2 separate regions of the Homo sapiens genome follow, and region 1 is linked to region 2. The links are chromatin contacts, found by Hi-C in ENCODE. All regions are on one chromosome and are shown on one strand. Each heading gives the region's core, a stretch centred on a gene start or an enhancer-like site at or near the end of the contact. The rest is flanking DNA. Distances are from core to core; before and after follow the strand shown.

The links. A loop is a pair of places that touch in the nucleus more often than their neighbours do. Pooled maps may share reads with other maps.
Region 1: a map with no recorded cell type shows a loop between it and region 2 (5-fold over the local background). The contact joins the promoter of NR2F2 here to the enhancer-like site in region 2. A Hi-C loop is called at or near these places in 2 of 37 single-sample maps with no recorded cell type and 2 of 50 pooled maps.

Annotation. Positions count from the first base shown.
Region 1 is chr15:96,327,367-96,332,087 of GRCh38, reverse strand. NR2F2 (nuclear receptor subfamily 2 group F member 2) reads right to left here and starts at 1,388. Exons shown (of 3, transcript NM_021005.4): 1 at 1-1,388. RefSeq lists a silencer at 1,496-1,635.
Region 2 is chr15:92,828,863-92,833,636 of GRCh38, reverse strand. No RefSeq gene overlaps it. Among named protein-coding and RNA genes, the nearest start is that of CHASERR, 52 kb to the left of the region's middle. RefSeq lists enhancers at 503-562, 1,319-1,518, 1,899-1,948. Within about 2 kb of position 1,821, at least 41 of the 41 ENCODE cell types and tissues checked have a DNase peak (open chromatin) inside an H3K27ac peak, as active enhancers do.

The sequences.
Region 1 (4,721 bases), core at 139-2,638, 3.5 Mb before region 2:
CGGACTTCCTGCTCCCCTGGCTGCGGGCGGCGGCGGGGCGGCGGCGGCTCCCCGGGTCTCGGGCTCCGGCGCGCCGCCTTTTGTGTGTGCGAGGGTGCAAGAGGGCGCGGGAGGGCGCCCCGGGTGGCTCGGGGGCTGGTTGGTTGAGGTTGGTTAGTTTTTCCTTTTTTGTTTTTGCTTTTGCAAAGTTTTGTCGATGGCTTGTCTGGCCCGGTGTGTTTGTTTTGTTTGTTTCTCTCGGCTCAGCTTTGTTGGTTTCGGGGGGCTTTCCGCCGGGAGGGGAGGGGAAGGGGACAGGAGAGCGAGTGGGAGCAGAACGTGGAGAAAGAGGGAGGGGAGGGAGAGCTGAAGTCGATTGTCTGGCTTCAAGACAGAAGTAGGAGGCAAAAAAAAAAATCTCTCCAAAGATCTCGCTCGCTCTCACTCTCTCCCTCCCTCTCTCGTTCACTCTCGCTCTTAGAGCTGGTGTGCAGCCGAGGAGTTGGCGGAGGAGGAGGAGGAGGAGGAGGAGGAAGAGGAGGTGGTGGTGAAGGAGGAGGTAGAGGAGGAGGAGAGGCGACTGTCCGGGGGCCAAGTCCAGGGCAGCCCACAGTCAGCCATTCAGGAAAGCCATCGAAATCAGGAGGACTAGGAGATCGGAGGCGCCGGGTGCGGGCGCGCCCAGGGAGCCAGGCAGGCCGGGGCGGAGGCCGGCGGCCCGCGGAGTGGCCGGAGCGCTGCCCGGGTCCGGGGGAATCAGCATGAAAGTGGTCCGCGTCGGGCGCTGCGCGGCGTCGTCCTGGCGCTGGGCCGCCGCCGCCGCCGCCTGCCCCGGGCGTCCGGCGCGCGCCTCGCTCTCTCCGGCCGCCGCCGCCCGCAGTCGCTGGGTGGAGGCCGCTCGCCGTTCCCTGCGGGCCGCCCGGGCCGCCGCTGCCGCCGGAGCCGCCGCCGAAGCCGCCGGGTCGGGCCCGGAGCCGCTGCGTCTAGCGCCGCCGCCGCCGCTGAAGTCGCTGCTGCCGCTGCTGCCGCCGCCGGAGCCGCTGCTGCTGCTGCTGCCGCCGCCGCCTCACACACATAGGGAAAGAGTCAACTCGCCGGCGGCGGGGGAGAAATGATAAAAGAGAGAGAGGAGGGCAGATCACCACCTAGAAGCACATCCTTCGTGCGCAGAGGGGGGAGAAAAAGACGGAGAGAAAGAATGAAAGAGGGGAAAAAAGGCAGTACGGCACCCGGAGAAAGGAGGCAACTCGGGGAGAGGAGGAGGAGAAGAAGAAAACACACACGCGCGCACGCACACACACACCGCGGAGAGAAAAGAACAGAGAATCAAAGTGATCAAATATGCTAAAAAGGGGGGCGCGGGAGGGAATGCGATTTATAGGCGCCGGGGCTGGCAGAAGTGGCTTCTCCGCGATCAGCTCACTGAGCTCTCTATATAGTGAACTTTGACACGACTGCTGCAACTTAGCGCACGTTGCCATGGCGACGGCGCGCCTTATAAGGCAGCAGCCGGGGTTGGCCTGGCCAGGCGCGCGCGCGCCGCCCCCTCGCCGTCATTGGCCGGACTGCGGCGGCCCCGCCATGGCGGCCGCGGGCGCAGCCCGGTCCTAGCGCGAGCGGCGTCGCCGGCGCGGCGCGGGGCACGCGGGGGACCGGGGGTTGGGGGGGCGGGGACGGGGTGGCCGCGCCGCCGCCGCCGCCGCCGCCGAGAGGGGGATGGGCCCGTGCTGGCCCTGCGAGCGCTGCCTCTGCTCTCCCCACATCCCGCACCCGAGGTTTCCGCCCCGGCGGGGAGACTAGCGCAGCGCGCACACACAACGTCTCTTAAAGGCTCCGCGAGAGGCTTTGGATGGAATCGGGGAGTTTGCCTCTCGCAACTTGGCGATGTCACGAATTCCGCCGCTCGCGCACCACCCGGGACTCCTGGCGCATCTTAGTACCCACAATGCCAAAGAAAAGTTCCCTGGTTTCTTTGCAGAGGGATAGGGAGTGAGGGTGGGAAGGTGCCACGAACTGAGCTTGTAGGCATTTTCCAAACGAAAGAGTTGGCCAGATCCGGGTGATGGCAAACCCTTCTCTTAATTAACTCTGATCACTTGTTCGGTTTGGTGACATATATATATGACATATATTCTTTTCAGAGGATAAAGGCCGTTCTGTTTCTGTTTATTCCTTGTAGGGTTAACATTTCACAGGTATGTGGCCTGACATTTTAATTGCCCAAATAAAGCATCTCGGATGCTGAGAAGCAGAAATAGACTTCATCTGATTGTCATGATGCAATTAGAATCAATTTTCCTCAACTTTACCCTCTCTCGCTGGTTTTAGCTAACTCTCCAGCCAACATCCTGCCACACACCCAGTCATGGTGAGAGGGGAAAGACCTCTGCCCACTGATGGACAGGAGGAGGCAGCCGCCCAGCCTCCCCTGTGCACACCCTCTGTACACACATGTAAGCGCACATGTATCAGATGCACATTTGTCAATGTACACAGACAAAGACTTCACCGACTATGCTTCTAGGTCATAGAACAGTTGAGTACGGACTTCATTGTTCCTCAAGTTCCTTTTAAGCATTCATATAGTCATTAAAACGCACCCAGAGATTCTGCCCCAAATGGGAAATAATACTAGTACAGGTCACAAGAACCAAACCCAAGCCATATTCTACCTCAAGAAGTCACTGCAAAAAGAACAACTTCATAGCCTATTGCCATTCTGCTCCATGTGCTAAAATAATTGAGACAGTTGTGTCTTTGAATTCCAGGGTGTCTGGTTTTAAACATCAAACATGTAGAATTGCTCTCAGAACACACTATATTCCAACGCAGTAAACTTGTTGTTTATGACCAGTTAGTGAATTATCATTATTCCACATTTATACAAGAAAATTGTGTCTCCTTTGTACACACTTTGCACCAAGAAAAAACCTCATGCCGGTAAACCAACCAGGTTTGTGAACAATTAAAATATTTTACACAAAAGACGCTGAGCTCCAGGAAAGAAATGAACACATATGAAGAGTAAATTGATGACCACAGAAAACATCCTTGGTAGCTGAAAAAAAAATTGACAGGGTAAAGATATTTTAAAAATAAACCATACATATAATTGACATGCATAGATCACATTTTACATTCAATTCTCTTTACACACATAGGCAGAATATGAGGTAAGGACTAAAGATCTGGGCAGATAGGGGCTGGTTTTTAGGAAAGGAAAAATCTTCTTTAAGCTTCATTCCCGAAACCTCAGCCCTCACTCTTTCTCCGATGAAATCACGTATTTCACTAAAGCTGCAGGTTCTCGGTTTATTTGAAAGTTGTTAAAAAAAAAAAAAAAAGCCCAGCAAACCTATAGTGGACACTGAACTATCATAAACCTGGTGTGTAATAAGATTGCCACAGAATGAAGCCAAGCTGAGAATTTCAGGTTAATTAGAGACACAATATAACTTTCTCCTAAAGAGGATAAGAAGGATGGAAAAGAAATCATTACACAGGAGAAGGTTTTTGGTAGTTGTTGTTGTTTTCCCTTCCAACCTCTATGATTCAGGAATTGCTAATGTTACAAATGTCAGCAGATTCGGGACAAGCTCAGCTGAGATGTGATGAGACTGGGGTTGAGATAGGAAATCTAATGGGCATTCCCATCTCAATAGAGGATGAAAATAATTGATTATAGGGAAATCTTCATCTCACCTCCTGAATGAGACTTCCATAGCAGATTACCTTTTACAAACATGGGAAGGAACAATATCGAGGAGGAAGAGCTTCCCCAGTCCACTTAGAGATTTTTGGAATTTGAAGTATGCGTGATGGCCTTAGATTAAAATGGAATAATTTCCCAACCATATCTTAACAAATTGGAGCCTGCTAGGCAAATGATCACAGGGCTGCCATAAAGTCAGGGGTGTTTCACTCTGTATTTTAGGACTCATTCAGTTATGAAATGCTGTTACAAGGGAGAAAAAAAATCACCGTATGAATTATACTTAATTTTAATGCATAGAAGAAGAGACAAGACTACAGACTGAGAAGAAAAAAGGGCAAAAATATTTTTAAATGTCTTCTCCAGAGATGCTCACTTGCTGTGCGTCTAAGGTTAAAAAGCTCTGAGAAGATAAAATCAATATATTATTGTTGTTTTTTAAAAATCCAACTCAGTCTTTTTTTGCAGATGTAAATTTATTATAATGAGAAGAATGGCAAGCTTTAATTTGCCTAGAGAAAGTTGGGACAACATTTGCCCTAATCTAAAAAAGAAAAGAAAGAAACTCAACACCCAGGAATATAATTTTCTTGCAGAAAGTGGCCTGATGGGCTGTATTTCTTTACAGATTGAATCACAATATGAATACAGACCCCAGCAAATGCCGAGTTTAACTCTGAACTCAGTAGAAACCAGTTCCGTCCTCCAGGATTCATTGAATTCCTCCTTTCCCTCAATCTAGTCCGTGTGTGTTTTTCTCTTCCACCACACTGGAGCTCCATGAATAGGGAAAGGGGCTTCCATTGTGTCCCTCTGAACTTCCAAGTCAATGCAATTTTTAACCACTGGCTTGTGGTACTTTGAAAATCACCAGGGGCTGTCAGAGTTAGGTCCTCTGAAAAATTTACAGTGCTAAATCAGAGCATATGCTGGGAGGGAAAAAATTGCTTAAGATTAGAGCAAGTACAGTATCTGTCTGCCCCCTAGTGTAAGAGTCCTCGCTGCCTAAAATTCAACTTTAAAAGAAAAG
Region 2 (4,774 bases), core at 572-3,071:
GGCTCCAGACAAGAAGAAATTCTGGGAATTCTGTCAGCTGACATCTTTTGGATTGAACCACAACACTGGCTCTTTTCTAGGTCTCTAGCCTACCAGCCCACACTGCAGATTTTGAACTTAGCCTCCATAAGCATGGATCGATTCCTTAAACAAAATCTCTCTCTCAGTCAGGCTCATGCCTGTAATCCCAGCACTTTGGGAGGCTGAATCGGGCAGATGGCTTGAGCTCAGGAGTTCGAGACCAGGCTGGGCAACATGGCAAAACACCATCTCTACAAAAAATTAAAAATTACCTGGGCATGGTGGCATGCACCTGTAGTCTCAGCTTCTCGTGAGACTGAGGCAGGAGGATTGCTTGAGCTAGGAGAGGTTGAGGCTGCAGGAAGCCAAGATTACGCCAGTGCACTCCAGCCTGAGTGACAGAGCAAGGACCTGTCTCAAAAAAAAAGAGAGAGAGAGAAATCTTTGTCTATAAATATGCACATCCTACTGGTTCTGTTTCTCTGGAGAGCACTATTACAGCCTGCTTTGCTAGTATCAACAAAACCACGGGCTTCTTGTCCAGAAGTTTTTGCCCCTGCTTCATAACTGCAAATGGAATTTTCATGGAAAATATTTCCTGTGTTGCTATTTTTTTTTTTTTTTTTTTTTTGTCATCCAGGCTGGAGTTCAGTGGTGCAACCTCAGCTTACTGCAACCTCCCCTCTGGGTTCAAGCGATTCTCATGCCTCAGCCTCCTGAGTAGCTGGGACTCCAGGTATGCGCCACCACGCCTGGCTGATTTTTGTATTTTTCATAGAGAGGTGTTTCACCACATTGGCCAGGCTGGTCTTGAACTGACCTCAGGTGATCTGCCTGCTTCGGCCTCCCAAAGTGCTGGGATTACAGGCATGAGCCACAGTGCCCAGCCACATTACTTCTTAATAATAGATAATGTGCCCTAATATACAGTATTTACATAAAGCCTTGCAGCAAGGTGGCAGTTTTCAGCCATTTTTTGAGGAGGATGTGAACAGGAGCCGTTACACGGCTCATCAGTCATCTGTTGCAAAGAAGCTGTGCTCAGCAGCGCAGAAGGATATCTTTCATTACTGGAAACCGTGAATCAGCTCGAGTGAAACAGGGCTCTGTCAGCTTATAACACTTAATTATGTTTTTAACTCCATAAATTAGTTCAAGTAAAGCCGTTTGAAAATAGCCAATTTCCAGTTTGAACTTACAGAAAATTAATGGCAAGAATGCAAACTTCTAATGTGTTAAGAAATTATTTGAATTTCTTAACTGTGTCTCCCACTAAAAGTTTGTGCTTTAAATTTTGTGTCAGTTCTGCATCAGAATTATTCAGTTTCCTCTTATGCAACAAACCCTAGAAAATTCTAAAGTTTCAGAATAAGAGCATTTCCTAAAGAAGAGAAAATATATTGGGGGTGGTGGGGGGGAATGGGATCAGTACGTGGCTCAAGTTTTTCACCCTTGAGGAGTTAAGAAAAACACTTCAACATAAGGACAAAAGCTCCCTTGTTTAAGCACTTCCCCAGCTGCACTTCAACTAAATATATCCTGGGCAGAGTGTTTTCATTTCTCCACCCCTCTCCTGAGCCAATCACATGGTGACAAACAGCTCGGAGGCCCCTTGGGACTAGCACTGCAGAGGTACAGGCTTGGTTACAGGGCTTCGCGTTCCTTTCCAGCACAGGCCTGCTCTGGGCCGCCCTGCCTCCCCCAGAGGCTGCAGGGAGCCCCAAGCAGGCGCATTGCGGGCTCTGCTCAGAGAGACGCCTCCACGGGTTAATTCAGCGGCCTCTGTCTGGAATTCATGCACCACCTGGGCTGACAGCATGAATGACTCATTGTTTCCCCTCTGAACAGGCTGAGGAGTGCTTCTTGGTGTCAATAACTGAGGCAAAGTAAAATTGTTTTTTCCCTTTCAACATGACCAATTTTCTAAGACTGAATATAGAACTGGAAATCTGCAGGGTGTGTTTCTTCTGCGGCAACGGTAGCCAAGGTTACTGCTTTGAGTTGGTCTGCAGGGACAGAGGATTAAAATTTACTGTCTATAAACAGAAGAAGGCCTAAAGCCAGAGCTCCTTTATTTACAGCTTGTGTCATGGTTTTATAAAATGAAGGAAACTTAATTGAAACCTCTAGTTTGTGTAAACCTGGGATCTGACTGTACACAATACCTGATTTTATTTCTAATACCCGTGATTTGTATAAATGAAGATTTTGATGATAATTTTCCCATAGCTAAGTATAAGACATGTATGCTTTGAAGTCCATATATGAATCTTCCATACCAGCATTTCCAAAGCAGTGTATTAATAATTATGCCCCACCTTCAATTTTCCTATATGGCACCCTTCTCATTTTCAGTTACTTTTAGTTTCCTTGGGAAACTGGACTGGTTGATATTCCTGGACTATGGGATCTTTTTGCCTTGCTTACGCATATCTCAGTCCAAAAGCTTGACAGCCAGAACTATACAGATATTTTACTACCTTTCTGCAAGTGTGCGTGTATAACACTCTTGTTTCTTTGAACTCTTGTTTCTTTGGCCTCTTATACTTTCCTAAACTTTAGGTGTTTTTTTAAAAAAATTCAAAAAGAGGCCGGGCGCGGTGGCTCATGCCTGTAATCTCAGCACTTTGGGAGGCCGAGGGGGTCAGGTCACGAGGTCAAGAGATGGAGACCATCCTGGCCACTATGGTGAAACCCCATCTCTACTAAAAATACAAAAATTAGCTGGGCATGGTGGTGTATGCCTGTAGTCCCAGCTACCCGGAGGCTGAGGCAGGAGAATTGCTTGAACCAGAGTTGGAGACTGCAGTGAGCCAAGATCACACCACTGCACTCCAGCCTGGCGACAGAGCAAGACTCTATCTCAGAAAAAAAAAAAAAAAAAAATTCAAAAAGAAAGATGTAGAAAAAAAAGAAATAAATGCAGAAAGGAAAGGGAAAAAGGTCTTGTGTAGATTCAGGACCTTGGTTCTAATTCAAATCTGGGAGGTTAGCATGCAACAGAGTACTTTCTTCATCCAATTAAGTAGCAGCCCTGAATAGATTCCAAGTCATTCTGACTTTGAATAGGGATGAGGACAGCTGATACTGAAGAAGAGAGAATGTTGAGGCCCATGTATAGCCTTAAAAGAGAGAGAGAATGAACTTGGGATGTGGAGATTAAATAGGGCGTTTAATAAAATGGCAGTAGATGCTTTTATTTTAATTGGTATCAATCAGCTCAAGTAACCTTTAAATTTCTGCAATAACAGGAGACTGAGTTGGCTTTGGCAGGGCTCTCTATCCCAGGAATGGAAACTCACGCAGGTTCTGAATCAGAAAGAATCAAAATAACAAAAAAAAATTTCCGTCTTTCAAATCTATGCTATAATTTAGCAAACTGAGTATCTTTCCTTGCTTGCCAGTATCTTTAAAATAAAGTCAGGTATCAAAATATTTGTATTCCCTTTTTCGAAGCTAATAAAAACCTGCAAAGATTAAGTATTTCTCCATTTTTGTAGAGAACACAATTATTACAGCGTGCTTACAAAATGACAATTCTCAAAGCTTCAATTTCTCACATCTAACAGCTAGTAAATGTGTAGTAAATGTGTAGTTCTCTGAATGAGACCCTTTTACATCATATGCAATAAATCTATTTGTCAAAGAGTCTCCTTAGCTACTGAAGATTTCATGGTCCTTGTGCCAACAGAATCAAGCACTTTGGTTGAATATCTGGAGGATTGTGACTTGAGACATGCAGGATGGACACAATCCTACTATGTGCCATACGGTTTGGTTCTTCCAACAGAGTGAAAAAACTTCTAGGCAGCTTCTAGCCTCTGAGAAACGTGCCTTAATTAGCTGAGTGTGGCGGCGTGCGCCTGTAGTCCCAGCTACTAGGGAGGCTGAGGCAGGAGAATCACTTGAACCCGGGAGGCAGAGGTTGCAGTGAGCCGAGATCACGGACTACCACTGCACACTGCACTCCAGCCTGGGTGACAGAGTGAGACTCCATCTCAAAAAAAAAAAAAAAGAAAAAAAAAGAAAGGTGCCTTATTTCCATTTCTCATCAATACAGCCAGCTTTCCCTTGGCCCCACTTAGTCTTTTCATCAAGACAAGGCTCTCAAGACTAACTTTAAGTCCTTCCTAGTGGGCGATGTGTTCCTTCTGCTTTTCTCAAGTCCAGAGTAAGGGCAATTTACATAGCTGATTGTTCCTTTCAACTGCATAGAACTCTTTCACCACCAGTTTAATAAATGTAAAATTATCGGATGCAGGCTTCCCCTCAAGAGAATCCTTGTTGTATACACTTCAGTTTTTTTGTTTGTTTGTTTTTTAAGACAGAGTCCCGGCCAGGTGCGGTGGCTAACGCCTGTAATCCCAGCACTTCGGGAGGCCAAGGCGGGCAGATCACGAGGACAGGAGTTCAAGACCAGCCTGGCTAACATGGTGAAACCCCATCTCTACTAAAAAAAAAATACAAAAATTAGCCGGGTGTGGTGGCACGTGCCTGTAATCCCAGCTACTTGGGGGGCTGAGGCAGGAGAATCGCTTGAACCCAGGAGGCGGAGGTTGCAATGAGCCGAGACCGCGCCACTGCACTCCAGCCTGGCAACAGAGTGAGACTCCGTCTCAAAAAAAAAAAAAAAAAAAAAAAAAAAGACGGAGTCCCACTCTGTCACCCAGGCTGGAGTGCAGTGTTGCCATCTCAGCTCACTGCAACCTCCGCCTCCCAGGTTCACGTGATTCTCCCACCTCTACCTCTTGCG